2 separate regions of the Homo sapiens genome follow, and region 1 is linked to region 2. Evidence: chromatin loops called from intact Hi-C (ENCODE). Cell type or tissue: OCI-LY7. All regions are shown on one strand. Links, peaks and the distances in the headings refer to the core of each region. The heading gives the core; the rest is flanking DNA. Region 1 overlaps GADL1 (glutamate decarboxylase like 1). Region 2 has its middle 180 kb from the start of RBMS3-AS1.

Evidence for each region. Peaks named below come from ENCODE experiments on the same cell type or tissue, not always from the same donor. Only the 100,000 strongest peaks of a DNase experiment are listed, where the experiment ranks them.
Region 1: it touches region 2 in a loop (4-fold over the local background); 42 of 110 quality-filtered maps call a loop at or near these places.

The regions. Positions count from the first base shown.
Region 1 is chr3:30,747,340-30,757,390 of GRCh38, forward strand. All of the region lies in intron 14 of GADL1 (glutamate decarboxylase like 1), which reads right to left. Among named protein-coding and RNA genes, the nearest start is that of GADL1, 140 kb to the right of the region's middle. In OCI-LY7, for the core only: CTCF peaks have their summits at 843, 1,042, 4,429 (motif pointing left) and 4,641; DNase peaks (open chromatin) are centred at 852 and 4,432.
Region 2 is chr3:30,108,295-30,118,345 of GRCh38, forward strand. No RefSeq gene overlaps it. Among named protein-coding and RNA genes, the nearest start is that of RBMS3-AS1, 180 kb to the left of the region's middle. In OCI-LY7, for the core only: CTCF peaks have their summits at 4,792 (motif pointing right) and 4,992; a DNase peak (open chromatin) is centred at 4,797.

The DNA of each region.
Region 1 (10,051 bases), core at 713-8,712, 640 kb after region 2:
TACTGACAATAATGAATCAACTGCATAAATATATCTGTCAAAATGATGGTGCATTTGTCTATCTGAATACTAGAGAAGGAAGGGTAGGAGAGAGTGAAAGAAAGGTGGAATTGAGTAGAGTCTGACACCTCACAAACTTAGCAATTTTGGTAAAGGATAAATTCACATCTACCCATACATTTCTTTGGACATCTGTGCAGAATCCTCAAATCCAATTTCTTTGGAAAAGACAGTCTCCAATATATTTTCTGAATCAAATGGATTTTTAGTTTGTTTGTTTGTTTGTTTGCTTTTAAAGTTAATTTATAATTTCCTTTGAAATGAAGACTGTAGACATGGCCATATCTAAGAGAATATGAATGAAAGATTTAAATAGGGGCATTCATGGTCAATCCACTTCCTTTGTTTATCCTATCCTGTAAATATTTTCAGTCTACTACCCATCTGTCACTCCATTCTCCTGATTCCAGCTCTTATCAGGATTGTGGCCTGTGGTTTAACTGACTGCCTTTGCCAGAGAGTTAAAACGAGTCTGTTCCTGATTCACAGCACCAGCTAGATCACTAGGGCCACTAATGATGAGTTTAGCAAAACTCCCTGCCAATAACATGAAACCATTCAATGGCTGAAAAATGCTTCCTGTCTGAATTAACCCCCCAAATATTTACAAGTACAGCCTACAAAAAAATTCAACAGCATGCAAACTTAATTACTCAACAGTGATGAAAAGTCCACTTATTCTTGAAGCCAGAGAAGGGAAGTTAGGTGAGTTAGAAAGGGATGACTTGGTGTTTTCTCACCTTCCTCCTGGACCAAATCAATGGCATAGACACTATGGATTGATTTGGAACACCATCTAGTGAAGGATATGAGGAAGCGCATGGACGTAGAAAATCCCACATCAACTCCTGGTTCGATTCATTTAACATTTCCTTTAGACTATTTTAAATGGTTCTGAAATGAATAAGGATGTAATTTTTTTAAGTTATGAAAAAAACAAAACAGAATGACCAGTGTGTACTCCAGCACTGACCAGATTCAGCTAATGAGTCCACTTGCCTCTTTTTCTCTTAGCACTTCCCCACTGACTACAGTAAGGATGTAAGAAACACCCCCATAGAGTTGATACAATCAAGTTTCCTTCTGCCGGAATGTCAGCATCTGGAATGGCACCAAAGGATTTGAGAAGAATGATGCCAGGACACCAGATTTTCAAACAAGCATCTATCAGCCATGGTATTTTTCAGTTAAACAATATATGTGTAAGAGGCTTTAGCTATCAAAAAATTTAAACATTTTCTGGAACTCAATAGCTTTTATCGTCAGAAAATCGGTACCAACAGCACCTATTTCACAGTGTGCTGCACACAAAAAACATTCAATAAATATAATATTGTTCAATAACTAGAGGTGGCAGCTAGAATTTTTAACCTGGGAAGAAAGCTGAATATAATTCAACCGTTACATTTTGAATTCTTCTATATAAAACTGTGTCCTCAATTTATTTATTTATTTATTGAACTTCTCAACTCCACATTTCAATGTCTTACCCCTTGGGATGTTGATCCATGTGCTGTTAGCACTGAATAAATATTATATGACTGCCTCTAAACTTCCCACAGAGGGAAAAAAAGACAAAGCAAAACAACAACACAATCCCTCACATTCAATGTTGTGGTTCTTTTACTATAATTATCAATTCCCGAATCAATCTTGCCTTCATGTACCCTAGTCTGACTTTCAGGAAACCTCACTGCACTGTTCCTGATTGGAATCTTGCTTTGTGTTTTCTAGCGGTTGCTCTGAAGTCACATGGTCAGCCTGCCATTTGGGGTATCATAGTTTCTGTGAGTAATTGATTCTATCCAGTCTTAAATGGAAATAAATGCTGTGTTTGTATTGCTCAGCATGTTAAATTTTCCTTTTAGGTGAAGCAGAAAAGGTTACATAAGGTCTGAAAGCCTCAATCATAGGCCACTAGGAACACAGTGACCTCCCATTACACTCTTGGTCTTCTCTCTAAAATCAGAAGAAAAGAAGACTGGCCAGAATGCTGGAGTGTCTCTCACTTTCTCTTTTCAACTCTTCTATTGTTTGAACAATGACTAATTAGCTGTCACTATCTTTAATCCAGCAATGTACTGACTAACTCATGCCTATTTTTAGCAACAGGTGAATCTTAGGACATTTCTTCAAGAAGCCAGCACTTTAGACTAATGGGACCTACTTTGATCTTAGAGAACAGAACAGTTTTCAAACATTCCAACTGTGCTTCCCTGATTTTGTGTGTCTGTGTTTGTGGTCCTTGAAATAATAGAGAAGGAAGGTTTTTACCTAGCAACACATTTTCAATCTGCTAGGCAACACCTGAGAAGCACCTGAAGGCAGGCAGAAGTCCTCTACTGAGTGGTTTCATTCGCCCCAGCTGAACAGCTGACACGAGCTCCCGAGGCACTCTACTGAGGATAATTAGACTTATACTCAGGGACCGGCAATAAAACATGAAAACAACTATGATATAAAATGAAATGGGCTATCTGTCATAACTGAAGAATAAACTGTGATGGAGATTTAAATCAGGGTATTCTACAGCCAATGATGAGGGCCAATGGAAAAGAGTGCTTTGGGCAGGAGGTTTTGTACTTTAGACAAAGGTCAGATTTTGCTGTCATTCAATCAGCTGTGTGTTGTGTAGGCAACTTATTATCATTCAGGTTACAGTACAAGAATTTACAAGTGACTCCTCCTCCTCTTTCTCCTTCTTCATCAAAGTAAATTAGAAAATACTGCAGATTATCCCCATATAATATTCCTCTCACTCTTGCTCTGAAATATTTTAATGAATGGGACAGAAGGCGCTAAAATTACAATCAGAAGAGCACATAACTGGAGATGCTGGTTTCTTACAAAAGTACTTATTTCTTTATGTTGTTGTTCTGGTGTGATTATTGATAGTATCCTTTTCAGTTTCAAAAATGTCCTGAGTTGGGCAATTCATCCTCTGGTCACCAGACACGCACCAACAGTCTATCTCATGAAAGCTGTAACAGCACACGGAGTGGCACAAGTGGGTATGATGCATCGTCCACATCCACTGACATCACCGATACTGTCGGCCTCCCTCTGCTTAGGCTTCCAAAACACCAGGTCTACCGAGATGCCCAAACAACATTGCAAAGGCAAGGTTATGAGAAATGCCACACTAGCTGTGGAAAGAGTACCAGTTGATGTTTCCAGTGTAATGAAATGATGCAAACGCCCACTGTATAAAAATTTCCGTCTATCCCTTCTCTCCTCTTGCAGCCACTTTTTTTTTTTAACACAATTGCTACAGCTAATTGTCAATATTAACAACACACGCACACACAATATAAAATATACATATACGTATATGTAATTTGTCCTGCGGCTTCATATGGATTTCAATTCATATCTTCTTCAAACTAACTTATTTTCAGCTTGACTAAAAAGTTGCTAATTCATTCGCCTTAGCTCATTTTTTTATTTTCAATGAACATTAGTCTCTGGTGGATCCTATAATAAAGCATTATACATTTTAAATATTTTTGAAAGACAGAGGACATTATCTGAAACACAAAGTCAACCTTTGTAATAAATATAAAAGAAGCGTGCTTTGAGAGAAAGAAGTAAAGAACTATTGAGACAGGAGAATAGGAATTAGGGTAACCGGGGTTAAGGCATAAACAAAAGAACAACAGGTGCAGCCAATTCGCATAAGCAAAAGAACAGCAGGTGCAGCCAGTTCTAGGCAAGATTGGGCAGCTTACGGGCCATATCCTCGCTCCTGTGATAACAAGACAGGAGTTTCCAGTTCAGCCTCTGATTGAGGGCCAAGCCTCACTTCAGCCTCTGATTGGTCACAGGCCAATCCTTCAAAGGGCATAACCAATTGGAGGCCTCTAAAGGGCACGTGGGGGGTGTTGCCAATTCTTTTGGCTTTATAAAGCCCTGGGACCATTGTGGTAAGGAGACTCTTGAGCCGCTTGCTGGTGTTTGTTTCTATTCTGTGAGTTGTCTTCGCTCAGTCTGTGCTTTTTCTTTCCTTACTCCGTTCTTCTGTTGCTTTGTCTTTCATTGCTTCTTTTATTCCTTCGTGTCTTCTGTTCAACATTCCGAGAACCTGGGTAACTAGAACCTGGGCAACTAGATCTTGTAATGCTATTTGCCTATGAAAATAGGCAAGCTGGAAATATCTAGTAGACTAGAAAAAAGGCTTTCTAGAACTTGAGTGGAGGTATCTATAGAAGATAGGCTAATGTGAAAACTGAAAGACTGAAACAGTTTGAGGAATTATCTCCCTATAAGCCCACCCCTTCATCTAGTCTTAACTACAATCGTGTCTCATAGACACGGAGATCTATGCACTGAGAAACTGAACTAGATTTCTGCTGCGCTGGTGCCCCCCGATGGTCTCGCCATTTCATGGCTCATAGTTTTTAGAGGAAAGTCCCTTGGAAAGCTTTTTTTGTCTCTGACTAAACACAGAAGTAGGATTAAATGGCAGGGCTAAATCTAGCTTCCCTTTTCATCCCCAACCAATCTTGTTTCTCTCCCCAATATCCCATTGAATGGCAAAGGGTAATGAGGCTGAAGATGAAAAGAACAACAGCAAAGACTTACTGATGGCTGTCTAAATAAGATAGGACGATTCTGAAATTAAACCCAGTAGGCAGAATGCTTCTAAAGGCTACCCAGGCCCATGTGCTGAAACCTATTTCGTTAAAGTACTGCTGTGGTTTCTCATTCCACACACACAGTGGTACCTGACTGAGTACTTCACTGAGAAGCTTGAGCAGAAGATGCGGCTCTGATGTAGTGCTGTTAAGTTCTCTCAGGTAACTTTAGGGTTTTCGACAGCTTTTCCTTTTAAACTTAAGGGAGGCTAGATCCACAAACCGAGCACTAGCACAGGCTGGCACGAAACACAGCTTAACTTTCATTTCAGGCGTTGTAGGGGCCTATCTCTCTTGCTGACAGTTACGGGTGCAGTTTAAGCACAATCTATTTAAGTGGTGCACCTTGCATGGAGATAGACATGTATGGTGAAAGAGGATGGGAGTAACAATGGAGTCTGTGCCGCAGCCAGTCTCTGCTTTTAGATAATGCTCTGTATCTAGTTACTATAAATTTGGGATAGCCCTGGCGATGAGGATGCTGTGGGACACTGTTTGCTTCTTTAAATCACCATAACCACTCATAAACCCAGTCTCGAGGAGTTATGCGAGTGTTTTTCTCTGTCCTTTCTCTTAACCTGTTCCCCTTAAATATCGTTACAAGAAAACGTCCACTGGAGCATACTTCATAGCACTGTGACAGTAGCAGAAGGGAGAAAGTGACTGTTCTAGAGGAACTTCCCCCAGCTCTTAGTTCCTTTGAGTATTTAGAAAGTGGAGTCCAAAGATTTGTTAGCATTTGAGATGTTAATGGCAGGTTAAAACAATCTAGGCTGCTGGAAGACAAGAGTTTTCTATTTAAGTTAACAAGATAATTAAGTTCTCAAATAACTAAAAGTGGCTAGAAGTCAAATCAGTATAAGATGATGGCAAGCTGGTAGGGCTTCTGAATTCAGTTGAGAACACAATCCTCGTTTTTTAACTTGGTTTTGAACACTTCATTGTCAGCAGTATTTAAATATTAAATTTTAAAAATAGATTCCTAAAGGAGAGTCATAACGGGCATCTTCTTAAACCAGCTACTCTTTAAAATCAAAATGCTGTCACTGCCAATAAATAAGTGCAGTGTCTTTTTCTTATGGGTGAGTCAGTTATTTAGTCTGATTTCAATCTTCTAAGTAACCTTGCGAAATATTAACCACGCTACACAGGCCCCACCCCTGACTGCAGGCAAGCAGAAATTCCCTTCAGATTGTGTGAATGGAGATAGTTCCAATCTACGTTACATGATCTATACACAATAGTATGTTTTCTGACATTTATTCCTTTGATTCAGAAATTCTTCCTCAAAACCATGTATTTTGAATTCTAGTTTCAAATATGTCTTTGAAAATATCCATGGCAGGTTTGTGCATAATTTGCATTTTGCTTATTTACCTTGGTTGAGGTTTTTCCTTAGTTTATTTTTTAATTTTTAGGAAAAAATTCTCAGGTTTTTTCAATCCTAAAAAACCAAATTTAAGGAAGGATAGTTTCTTTGTAGAAAGGTGATTAATGAAAAATCCCTGTTCTTGCTATTCTGTCATTGAGCTCTTTCAAACAAGCGTCGGAAGACCAACAGACTTAAAGATAACTTGTTTTCTTACAGTACTTAAGATCACTCTTGTTTACTTGCGGGATGTGGCTTAGAGAATCCCAGTTCATATTTAGATAATATGAGGAAACCAACGTGAATCCAGTGGGCACAAGTACAATAAATGAAAACTTAATTTGCTTTTTAACTAAACTTACAAATACATGTGTTCCTATGCAAGATTTATCTAATTCATAAATTGCAAGAAAACAGGCTAGCTTCCTTGTACACTTAAATCTCTGAGGCTCCTCACTCAACTTTTGTTTTAGTGGACCCTGCAAATGAGGTAACTAGACCATTGATGAATCCAGAAGAGGGAAGCAATTGCCTAAAATGACATCACTACTGTTAGCACGCTAAAAGCCATGGCCACCTACGGATTTTCCCAAGGAGGACTGAGGTGGTGAGGGCTACTTGCATTACCAATTGTATTCTATATTTTCCACCTTCAAATAGTAAACTAAATTAGTCACACAGGCTTTCCTGAAAAAGCGTCTGATTGCTAATGTGCCTCCCAAATAAGTAAAAACCCTTTTAAGAAAAATAGACAAGGTTGTGGATTGGCTTTTGAAGTATGGCTTCATCCTTTTTTGCTTTCCTCATGGATTACAAGTTCAATGTGAGGGGCAGAAAGCCTACCATTTTATTTTTTCAAGATGTGTAAAGGAGAACCACATGCAAGCCTTTTGTGGGGGAACAAACTATAATTCTGTCAAACTGATGAAACAAGTTATCAAGTAATATCTTAGCTTCCTTCAGGAAAGAATATGTTGGGGCTACATTCTGATAGGATATATTCAACCATAAGCCTTAAAAGCATGAATCCTAAAGGGATATAGAAAAAAGCCTCATAGGAATGCCAATGACGGACTCTCGAATCTTCAGGAGTTCTGGGAGCATCAAGAATATGGAGTCCAAATTCTACCGCTAAGCTGACAGATGACAAAGAGTGTATTACCTCAATGGCTAAATATTTAAGCTTCATGGAGTTTGGAAGATAGTTGACTGTAAATGAGCCAAGAATACAAAAAAAAAACTGCCTGTGAAATTATACTGCAGACATAAAATCTCAACTGCCTAAGAGCTCTGGTTCTTCTAAAAGCCGTGGCTGACAGAGCAAATTAAGCAGTGAGATGTTTACTATGTTTAACAGAGATAAACTGGCAAATGTAGAAGATGTAATTACCCAGCATGTTTTTCTAAAAATGAATTTTAACTCTGTTCTATGAGGGGGCAAAAACTGCAGGGCACTGATTTTTTTTCTGAAAGTCTCATGTGCTTGGGTAGGATTTTTAAATTATTCAGTAACTTGATAATAAATGGTCAAATATTGAAAAACCAAGAGACTTTCACTGAGGAAGCAGACCAAAACGGGGGAGCACTTTAGCATTTTCAGCATCTCTGAAAAGATTTCTGGTTGAAGAATATTGTTTGATCTAGCAAGATATCCAGAGGATTTAGCCTACCCAGGGACAACGCAGTGCTTCACATAGAGAAAATTAGCCAGTTAAAGCTGACTTGGGACTCTATAGTGAATGTCATACAGATGACCTCCCACCACAAAAACTAACCTGTACCTTACTGTAAATCATATCATTTATATTTGTCTTGCATGCAATAGGAGATAATTACTGACTAAAATATTCAAAGATGTTTACATGGTGAAACCATCAGCTTGATTTATTAACCTGGATGCTTTTCTTATTAAATAGCAACAATAAATGGAGAGTTCCAAGCCAGCTTCTTGGAAGAAGATACTATTACTAAAAAACTTGTTTTTCTATGTAGATATTCTAATAAGCTAAAAACTTCTCTAAGCCAGCACTGGAATAAATACAAAGATTATTCACACATCTAAAAATATTACAGTAACCTGAAAGATAAGTGAAGACTTCTCCCCCTAAGGAATTTCTTGGGCCTGTCCTAGGAGGGCTATCTCCTTTGCAATATGTTACGACAGGAAATCGTCCATTTTTGCTTGTGTGTGTGTGTGACAGTTGTAGAAAATATATACTAGCCTAATAGCGGTAGTGTTTAAATGTCTGAATCCCCTGTTAGACTATAAACTCATTCAGGTCTGGGAGTCCTCCTTAGAATAGTGTCTGACACATTGGAAATGTTCAATAAATAATTGTTAAACGAATGAATGAAACAAAAGGCAAATGTCTAGATACCTATGTTGTGATTAGAAAAAGATTTAAACAAATGCCAAAGGTACTTTTTTTCCTACCAAGAGGTCATCATTTGCATACATAACATTCATACACAGTTCCAAGTCAGCTTTAAATGGCTGGTTCCTCTGTGTGAGCCACTGCTATGGTCCCTGGTGGTAGACTCCCACAAGCTGCCTCCTATATGCAGATTAAGACCTCAGCTGCTTGATAGTTCACACAGTCACCTCACCCAGGCCTCGCAGGAGAAACCTTGGGACTGTGCAGGAGACCTAGGGCTGTGCAGGAGGAGTTTCACAAATGTTTTGGCAGCAGGGAACCAGCAGCAGCAGAGATGAAATGACTCGCCACTCTTCGGGGCACAGGATCTAGCTATGTCAAGCATTCATTTTCACTTTATTTTGATAAAATGTTTTTATGGACCATGACAATGAACATGGAGCTTGGTAACAAGAGAAACGTAAGTTCTGAAACTCAGCTACTCAACTGATCTGGCCTCAGTTTCCTCCTACATAAGATGAGAATAAGAAGGAAATTGACTATCTAGGATTCGTTGCCAAGTCCAAGTGAGATTGTGGATGTGTAAACACTTGTCAAGCCATAAAACACTCTATAATGTATAAAGTTATAAAGGCATCTTTGTGGTAGAATGACTGCAAATATGGTACCAATTATCCTTCTACCACTTTTTGCACTGTGCCTTTGAAGTTCCTACTATCAACAGGTGAAGTCTATTCCTCATCTCTGTAATCTAGCCTGGTCTTGGAATTTGCTTTGGTTCATAGAAAACAGCAGAAGTAATCGTGTGCTAAATTCTGACCCAAGGCCTCAAGGTAACTTCCTTTGCAAATACATTTGCTCTCGGAACACTACCACTGGCAGAACAAGCCTGGATTAGCCTGATTGGGAAGTAGAGATCATGCGGAGGAGAGTTTAGTTGTCCCAGATGAGGCCATCCTTGTCCACCCTTCAGCAGCAAACACAGCCAAGATCCAGCAGAGCTCCCTACCTGACCCATAGCTGATGGCTTGTCTCTCTTACACTTGCCAAGACCAGTAGATCCATCCAGATTCATTAGGAAAGATAGGCTTGATTGTGTTTAAACCACTGGAGTTTGGGGGTAGTTTATGTAGCAATAACTCAGCACTAGCCTCCAACCAGAGTCCATGGGGGGGACATGTCAAAGGAGAGGGGTAATAAGTAGAAAATGTGTGGGTCTTGAGAATCAATGACAGCTGTTTCAGCATTACCCCTCAGCTTCCTCCATTTCCAGGGTGTTGGTGGTAGTCACAACTTCTGGCTCACCTCGAGACTAAGGCTGAGAACTTCTGATCTCAGTAGAAAGACTGCTCTTAATTCAGAGTGCCATGTGAACCGCTATACCTCTGCTCCCAAAATGTGATTGAAAAAATAAGAAATGGCCTCCTGGACCTTCATCAAATATCTAAGTATGCTGTCTCAATCAAGAGTCAAATACTCAGATCTCCTTTTAAATATAGCCTCTGAAATCAACCTACCCAGCCTGACATTTAAAAATCAGCTGATAAAGGCAGGAAGGGATTAGTTAGCAAAAGTGGGAAAGTGAATAGATCAGAGGCTAGATCATCAGAAGC
Region 2 (10,051 bases), core at 810-8,809:
TGCGTTGAATGACTGTGGGCAAATCATTTAAAAACCTATGCCTCAGGCCCATTATTAAATGGAGATAGTATAATGGCTATTTACAAGGTTATTGCAAGAATAAGAGATAGGCAGCTTTTGGTGCTCCTTGAAAACTGCCTAGCATGTAGTAGATCTGAGCTCTGGTTAGTTTATAGCTCTCCATTTGTTTACTTTGGATTTCCTCTCTGTCAGAGACTTTCTTCAAATGGCTAATTGTCATTAATACCTAAGTTCCAGGCACTAAAAAGCACTGTGTGCAGAGATGGGCTTCAAGACAAGGTGATTGCTCATGGATCAGCTCTTGGCTGAAAGACATTCAAAGGTCAGTGTCTGAAGATCTTTGCTCAGGGGGCTTTCTGTTTTTCTGGAGAAAATACATCCAGCTCTTGCCTTGGTGGAGATGGGATGTAGTGTGTACTTATCAGCTAGTAATATTGATACAGACAGGAGGCAGGGAAATACTGGGTAGAAGAGGGCGGGGTCCCTGGCGAGGGCTCCACCATCAAACCTGGACCTGTGTCCCTAACTTGAGAACTTCACATCCCTGTTTTTCCGACTGAATGTTGCCTTTTCAGAAACCAGCCTGGCCTGCCCCACCCTGTAACCATAAAAACCCAAGCTCCACTGGCAGAGGAGCAGAGTGGCATGGCGGAGAAGGACAGAAGAGAGAAATGACTGCATGTCAAGAGGAGAAGCAGCTGGACATCAAAGACTATGGTCAGAGAGGAGTTCGGCCAGGGACGGTTGGAGAGGAGTTTGGCTGGGGGAGGGCCAAACTCCAGGAGAAGACTGCCTTCTCAATCCATCCCCTTTGCAGTTCCCCATCCCACTGAGAGCCACTTCCACTGCTCAGTAAAATCTCCATATTCACCATCCTTCAAGTCTGTATAACATCATTCCTCTTGGGCACCGGACAAGGACCCAGGTGCAGGTGCAAGAGGCTATCACACTGACTCTCCACTGAGCAGTTTAAGAGTTAAGCCATCTGCAAATGGCAAAGCTAAAAGAGCATGCTGTAACACACACCTTCTGAGGCTCCAGAAGTTGTGGGCAACCCCTAGACACTGCCGTGGGCTGGTATGGGGTTCATTCCTGCTGGAGTCCAAAGCCACTCACCCCGGCTCCTGCATCCACTCACTTGCATGCTCCGCTCCTGCAAGGGGTTTGAGTGCTGCTGGCTGAGTAAGCGAGCTACCCCTTCATAATTCCCACTAAGGGGTCAAGGGAACTATCCTGTCTCAATATGGGCTCAGGCCTCTTAATATTCATGTTTTTCATCCTATGTTTCACATCCATCCTCTGCTCTTCCGTGTTCCCAAATCCATAGCATCTCTAGCCTAACTTCTCTGGAGGATAAACTTGAAGTCTCCTTTGTGGGAGGAGAAGGGTAATAACCTGACTAACTGGGGTCAAGAAGGTGTATAAATGATTAATATAAAGTCTTAATCAATGATTTGGTCCATTTTGGATTTATGCATCCAACCAGCTTGCTTCCACAGGTGTCTGTAAATTCTTTGACACTCCTCCCATCAAGACATAGCAGTCTAATTTTTATCCTGTTTAATATGGGCTGATATTATTGTCATTTGTCTAATAAATATAAAATGGAGAAAATGGCACTCAGTGACTTCAGAGGCTAGGTTATAAAAGGTGCCTAAAGTTCTGCCTGTCTAACTTTCTGTCTGAGACATACACATTTGGAGTACGGAGGCATCCTATAAGAAGTCTGGCAACCATGAAGCCAACATGCTCAAGAGTAGAGATCTCATAGAGATAGAGAGAGAGATGCCAGAGAAGACCAAGCTATTCTATTCTGGTCTCCATCTGTTTAAGACTTTCCAGATCAGTTACCAGATATGTAAGTGAAGAAGCCTTCAAGATAACTCCAGTGTCAGTCATTGTGATGGATCCTAACACAAAAGACCCTCAGTAAGAACCCCTTGTCTGAGCTCAATCAAACTCCAGAATCATGAGAAATGACACTGACAAGTAATTGCTGCTGTTTTTATATCACGAAATTTGTGGTGGTTTGTTGTGTAGTTGGAGGCAACTGGAACACTTGGAATGTGGACCCATGTACTCAACTTGTGAAGAACAGAATATTCCAATGGAAACCCATTCTCTCTAAGGAGTGCTTGGTTCTGCCTCCATTAACTTTGCAGTCTTAGAGAAGAAACTGACAAATTCTCCAAATAACAGATTTCTCATTTGAAAATGTGGATGATGATATGCTGTGAGCAGGACTTTTGAATGGATTAAATGAGAAAATATATGAAAAAACTCTAGGTACTATAAAACACTACATAAAATTGTGAGTTATTGAAATTTTTATGATGCGAAGTACCTTCAATGAACAAGATTACTGAGGAGTTTTCAAATAGTTGTCTAAGGCTTCTCTGCTCTGTGGTTAGAGCTTTGGGGGAAGGAAGGTTAATTCTGTTTAATCAACTTAACATCTTTATATTTTATTGTATTGAAAAATTTGTATAATTGCATTGGCATGTAAAATCATAACGGGAAATTATTATATTTTCTCCATACTTAAGAAAATGTCAATTATATCTAGGGTGGAATATAAGGGAAATGTGGTTACAGTGATAATGTGAGTCCTGTAAAGATTTGTGGTTCAAGATTAGATGTGTTTTTTTATGAAATGGCAGTTCTTATGTTACCGTGATATGCATTCCTAATGATCATGTCGCTTATCATCAGATTTATACCCCATTTTGTAAATTAATTTAATGAATATGTTTTTGCAGTAGCAGGAGGGGATTTGCAGTGATTTAACAACAATTTACAGGGCTCAGCAGTCTTAATAACCAGTAAATAGTAGACGCACTATAGTGTGGCAGGCACAATCTCAATCCACAAAACCAGACATGCAAGAAACAATGTTTTCTTTTTCTCAAATTCAATTTAAATTTTATTTTAAGCACCAATTTTACCTGGCACATTTTGGTGGAAAGTTGAATCACAATCGATTTGTGTTTTCTCCTCTCCAGGATTGCATCTGATTTCTGGAGTACTAATGTAATCTTAAAATGTTGGGAAAGTGATGTATTCTTTTACGCCATTTGTTGTTACTAGACCTTGCCCTTCCCTTGTAGAAGATAACATTACTACCTAACACAGTAATTCCTAAACCTTAACAGGTACAGAATCACCTAGAGGGCTTGTTAAAACACAGACTGCTGAGCCTCAACCCAAGAGTTTCCATTTCACTTGGCCTGGGGCAAGGCCTGAGAATTTGCCTTTCTAATAAGTTTCCAGAAGTTGCTGATGCTGGTGGTCCCGGACCACACTTTAAGGACCACTGGCCTTAAGATGAGATACTTGGATTCGGTATATTTTACTGAGAGCTAATCTAGTGCAAGGAAAGTCTTCGCCACGAGAAACCCCATTGTTTTGTATGAAACACTAACCAAATAAGAAACGTAATTCCAGAAGGATCTGTGCAGCAGAGGGAGAAGTGCATTTCAGGTTTTCAGCTTAAATGTACCTTAGGTCATAATTTTATTTTATTTTTTATCAGCTAGCTAGTTAGTTTTAGAAGCTAAACAAATCAGTAAAACATGACCAGGATAGAGAGAAAACCTTTGGTTTTCTTTTTATTTCTCTCTCTACTTACTCACAGAATGGATCATATGTCCTGTGTTCCATTAAGCAAAAATAGAAGTTTCGGTCAATGATTAGAACAAATGAAACTCATGTCATCACCTATTCCTGAATCTGAAGCAACCACTTCCAAATGTGCCATCTCATTTTGCTTAATATCAGAGCAAGTACTGGAAAAGTCTTGCATAGTACAGGTAAAATTAAAAAAATTTTGCTTTTTGGAACTTAACTTTTTTGGAGGTAGGGAACACTGGCCATCCTATCTGACTGTAAGCTCTTTCCTTTTTTTTTCCTTCCTTCCTTCCTCTTTCTTTCTCTTTCTTTTTCTTTCTTTCTTTCTTTCTTTCTTTCTTTCTTTCTTTCTTTCTCTCTCTCTCTCTTTCTTTCTTTCTTTCTTTCTTTTCTTTTTCTTTCTTCCTTTCTTTCTCCTCTCTCCTCTCCTGTCCTCTCTTATTCTCTGCAATCCATATGCTCCATATCTTATAATTGCTTTGGTGAGATTTCTGTGGAATCTGTTAGGTCTATATTGTGTAGTTTACTGGTTTTAAGTACTTTTTCCTTTGAGGTATTCTGTTTGGAAGGCAAATAAGAGAAAGTGGAACCAATAGTACAACTGCTTAATAATGAAAAGTGATAAAATATTACTTTGAAATAAGGAACTAGACTTCCCCTTAGACTCACACACACACACCCCTACGCTGGAGTTCCTTAGTGCTCAGTCCTAGGTCCCCTTCTCACTCTATTTGGGCTTGTCTTAAAGCTTGGTGATCATATGTATCATATGACTTTATTTCCAAAAAAAATGACAGAATTTCTAGCAACCATGTGTTCCAGAAAGCAAATTTATTAATGCAGATGAAAACTGGCTTTGAAGTTATACACTTAGGTTAAATTCCTGGCTATATTCAAATATATATTTCTGGCCATATTCAAACTATGTGAACCTGGGCATCACTTGATTTTTCTTTGCTTTAGTAAAGTGGGATGATAATTCCTGTCTCCCAGGGTGTGGGGATTGGTAACATATGTAAAGCATTTATCACAGCACCTGCACAAATACTCAACAAATTATAGTTGCTATTACTCTACATATTCTGTTGCCTTTTCTTGCTTCTTTTCATCTCCATAGATAAAAATCTTCTTTTTTTCTGGCCACTAGGTGGAGAAAGCAAGCCTTCTACAGTAATTGAATTAAACAACAAGGCCAAATACCACAGACATTTAAGGGAGAGAAAAACAATTTTTCTTCTTCCTCTTTTTCAAAACTTTGGATGGCATGAACAGGCAAACTGCAGAGATGCTTTGAGTAGTTCACAATTAAAGTGTTTGTGTTGTAAGTGTGGTCATGCCTTGAAGCACTAGATTTCACTCAGGGAAGGTCCTAGCCAAATCATAAAATTCAAAAAGTTTGCTTCCTAGCACCTTCTCATTCTCCATGTCGTATTCTCTTCTCACCTTCATTTCAAGCAGGCACCAGGCCAGTATTCTTTTCTTTCTAAGTTATTCTATAGCACTGATTCCCAGGGATATTTGAATTTTAAAATAAAATTCCTTGATAAGTTACCTTTCTTTAACCTGTAATAAAAGATTAATGAGAATTCATTGGACCTACTTCATCGAGCTATTTTGAGGATCATTTAGTTAATATGTGTACAATCTCATTGTAATGTTGAAGTTCATATTAATGAAAAATTCAATTTATATTGAAGATCCCAAAGCTCTTCAGTTAGAATGAAAGGAACCACTATCACAGAATTAGCATGACATTTGCATGCAAGGGTCTCCTGAAATCACACAGACAGGTGGACTTCTAGCTGGCCAAATTTGCAACTTTTATCTCAATAGTTTTTTCCAAAGTGAGTTTGCTATGTATTAAAATATTGTATCTAGTTATTTCACATACCAGATATTAAGAGTGTAAGAATCCTTTTCTGATACTTTCTCTCAAAGTTTTGCCCTTAATGAAACAAGATAAGAAGCCCAAAAGATTCTTGCAAAAGAAACTAGGTTACGAGGGGCTGAGGTAATATGAAAAGACATAGTTGAAACGGATCTGTATTTATGAATATTTGCATGCATTTCAAACAAACGAAATGCTCCTGAAGGTTATCCACATTCACCACTCTATCCCCACCCAATACTGAGTCTATAGGCATTTAGATAAAGATGTTGCCTCTCCCTGAATCATACACTCAGGCATTGATCCAAGCTCCATATTATTCTCCTTATTTCTCCCTGTCATCTGGTTTCCAAAGTCTTTTTTCATCTGTTTTCATACTATATTTATCTTCTCAGCATCAGCCCTTCAGATGAACAACTATTTGGAAAGTTAACCCATTCTATATGTTAGCATCTCCCCTGGAATTGTCTTATCAGCCCTAAAAATTACAGCTACCACCTTTATTCCTGATCCAAACTTCAAAATTCCATATTATTCCAGGAAAGTACCCATGATCCCTTTGTATTTGAGAGTGCTGAGAAGAGAACATTGAAAGATTTTTAATATTTATCCATACTTTTACTTAACAAGCACAAAATTTTCTTTTTGTTAAGGAAAATACCCAAGTTGCTTACCAAATATTCAGTTTATAATTGATGTAATTTTATTGCACAAAATTATCATCTCGTACTTTAAAAATAGTAGTCATGTTTGCCTTTCCACTGGTGTTGTTCACTAGTACTTTTGTTGTTGTTTTGGTTTTCCTGTGTTATTTAAGGAAAGAAAGCTCTGGAGAAATTTTAGCTTATGTTCAGTAAATTTCCACCCTAGGACCTGAACAAAAGTTCCTATAGGCAGCCAAGAGCATGACTGGAACCCTGGAATGCTGTTCCATTTAAATGTGGTTTGAAATAGCACACTTATTTCCACTAAATTTACTTTTAATGCACCTCATAGAATTATCATTTGTGCATAATTCATGCAGACACACACACACACACACACACACACACACACGTAGGACCTAAATATAGACTCTAAGTATAAATTCCATATTTTTCCCTTATAGCATTTTCTGATTCGCAATTTATAGTATCAGTTTTCAATCACCATGTTCCATATGCATAAGATACTCATATATGATATTAAATGTTTTATGTTGGACTTCTCCCAAAGCAGACTCTGAAGCAAACATTTGAGTGCTGGCAGTTTATTGGCAAGCATAAGAAACACAAGTAGGTGAGGGGTAGAGAGCTAGGGAGAGGAAAGGCAAACAATAAAGGGGGTATTATAAAGCTGGTTTCTGTAATGGATAACTGGAGCCTAATCCTGCAGAAAAACTCTAGAAGTGATGCAAAATATACTCCTCAGCGTTATCTAGTGAAGGGCAGGGAAACTGGGGTATTTATATTCCTGTACTTGTCAGTTTTTGGTTAAAGGCTTGGGGGCAACGGGAGATTTAATTCTCAGTCTTTCCTGTCAACCTTACATGTGAGCTATGTGGGTTTCAATACAGCCTGCTAGCAAAGATGCAGGTTCTGGCCATTCGAAGACAGGCAGCTGTGCAGAGAAATGGTATAAAGGTCCAAAAGAAATGAGGTGATTTGCTAACACACCTGCTACACCACCCTATTGAGAAAAATTGCTACTTATGTGTTACACTCCATATTTATTACCACATTTATATCAAATCCTCAAACTAAAAATCAATATACAACTCCCATAAAATAGATCTCCAGGCCCAGGCAGTTTAACAGGAGAATTCCACAAAATATTTAAAATAGAGTTAAAAACAATTTTATACAGTTTCCTCCATAAAACAGAAGAGAGAATAACACTTCCCAATGCCCTTTAGGAGGTCATTATTGTCTTAAGACCAAAACCACACAAAGAGAGTACAAAAAGTGAATAATACAGACCAATATCTCTTCAGAACTTAGATTAAAAATCTTCGACTAAAACCTTCAACTTCAGCAAACTGAATCCAATAATGAATATAAAGTATTATACATCATTTCCAAGTAGAATTTATTTCAAACATGCAAAGTGTGTCAATATTTGAAATCGATCAGTGTAATTCATCGTATCAGTTGTGTAATCATATCAATTGACACAGAAAAAAAAGTTAGGCAGAATTTGAATTTCATTCCTGATAAAAACTCTCAGCAAGTTAGGGATAGAAGAGAATTACCTTAACTTGATAGAGGGCATCTATAAAATCCCTTCAGCTAGCATCATATTTAGTAGTGACAGACTGGCTGTTTTCACTCAAGAGTAGGAAGAAGACAATGATTTCTGCTGTCGCCATTTATTCAATATAGTACTCATACTTCTAGCCCCTGCAATAAGGAAAAAAAAAGCATACTGATTGGAAGAAAATAAAACTGTCCCTATTTGCAGATGATATGGTTATCTACATAGAAAATACCAAGAAATATACAACTCCCAAAACTCTAGAACCGGTAAGGTCAGCAAGGTTTGCAAATACAGCATCAACATGCACAATTTAATCACATTTTATATACCAAGAATGAATATGTAGAAACTGAAATTAAAAACATAATACTATTTGTAATTGTTTCAAAGAAAATGAAATGCTCAGGCACATGCTTTAAAATGTTAAGGTTCTATATGCTGAAAATTACAAAATGTTGTTAAAAGAAACCAAAGAAGAGAATGCATCGTGTTCATGGATCAGAACACTCAAAATAGTAAAGATGTCAATTCTTCCCAAATTTAGTGCAAATTAGGTTTAGTGCAATTCCTCTCAAAATCCCAGCAAGACTTTTTTTCCTAGACAGACAAGATCATTGTAAGATATATATGGAAGGGCACAGCTATTTTAGAATAGCTAATACAATCTTGACAACAAAAAAAAAGTAGGAGGGTGACAGTTATCAAGTCTATGATAGTAGTGTAAGGATAGGTGCCACAGATCAATTGGACAGGAAAGAAAACTTACAAACAGACACAAACAAAAATGGTCAACTGATTTTTGAACAAAACTGCAGAGATTAGTTGAAGGAAATATAGTCTTTTTGATAGAAAGTATAGGAGCAATTAAAAATCCATAAACAAACAAAAAGATCATTGTCTTAAAGGCAAAATGTAAAGCTATAAGTAATAGAGAAAATCGAAGTTATTTCTGTATTTTGTGCTGTCCCTGGCCTTGTCTCTTACAAGCATTTTAATTTGATTTTATTTCTTTTGAGAAGCAGGATAGAATTATGGCAAATAGCGCAGGCTGTGGAGTTCAAATGCATGAGTTTACATCCAAGGCTTTCATTTGCATCCATGCATCACGACTCTTCAACTCCTCAGCTCTGTAATTTTGAGTATGTTCCATCAATCATCTATCTGAAGTTTCCTAATCTGTGAGATGAGAATAATGACAACAGCCCTTTTCTCAAAGGGAAGTTCATCACATGGGAGCCTATAGACTGTACCCAATCTATTATATGAACTTTATAAGTGTTAGCTGTTTTTTAATGTTTAATTTTGAATATTTTCTTACATTATTCATGAGGAGCATGTTTCCCAAGCCCATCTGCTAAAGACCTATTGATCTGAAGCAATAAGAATTCTGCATTTTGATCACTTGCATACCCAAGCAGGCTATGTAAGAGAGCTAGCTGCATGTGTTTTGTGTTTCGCATTTTTTTTTTCAAGAGTAACAATTTCCAATTCCATTTTGCCCATGAAATAGCATATTTGGCTATTAGAAGAAGGTGACAGACACCCATCTGAGACCTCAGCTTGGTACATAGAGTAGAACTGATTTGAAACAAACATGAGGGTGGAGATATGAAGTCAGTAAAAGATCATGTAACTACACACAAAGATGAGGACAATAAATACGAACACTAATAGTACTTTAAAATATAGGTTATTTCCCAACCATACTGGAATTGATTTCTAAAGCTTAAAATGGAAAACATTTAGCCATTAAAATTAAACATTATCTTCTTGGTTCTGAGAAATTTTGTTTTTAAACTAGGGATTTGCTTCCTGAAGTAACCTTATTCTTTTCAGTATTCATCAAAAACTATGAGAAAATATAATTTATTCTTATCACATGGCCACTTTCAAATGACTGTTCAGTCAATGGATAGGGGTTTTATTTTACACTTTCTTTGGCATCTATCCAGTCAATATGTATGCCTTGTTTTCATGCACATTCTGAAAGTTAAGGTTAGATTCCTATTTACATTTTTTATACTCAACCTAATGTCTAATCCTTGGTGGTCATTTTTGAACTTGTATAGTAATTTTTTTTAATCTAAAATGTTGATCAATTTCAAAATTATCTGTAAATTTACCTCTACATATAAATCTTTTATTCTACTCCTGACCTATACTGTTATCATTACTAGTTAAGAGCAAGACTATTTTGCTTTATTTTTTCGTTGTTGTTGTTCTGTATGTGTGCTGCTTTGGTTTGGTTTCTTCCAGACATTTTAGGATTGGCATCATGTT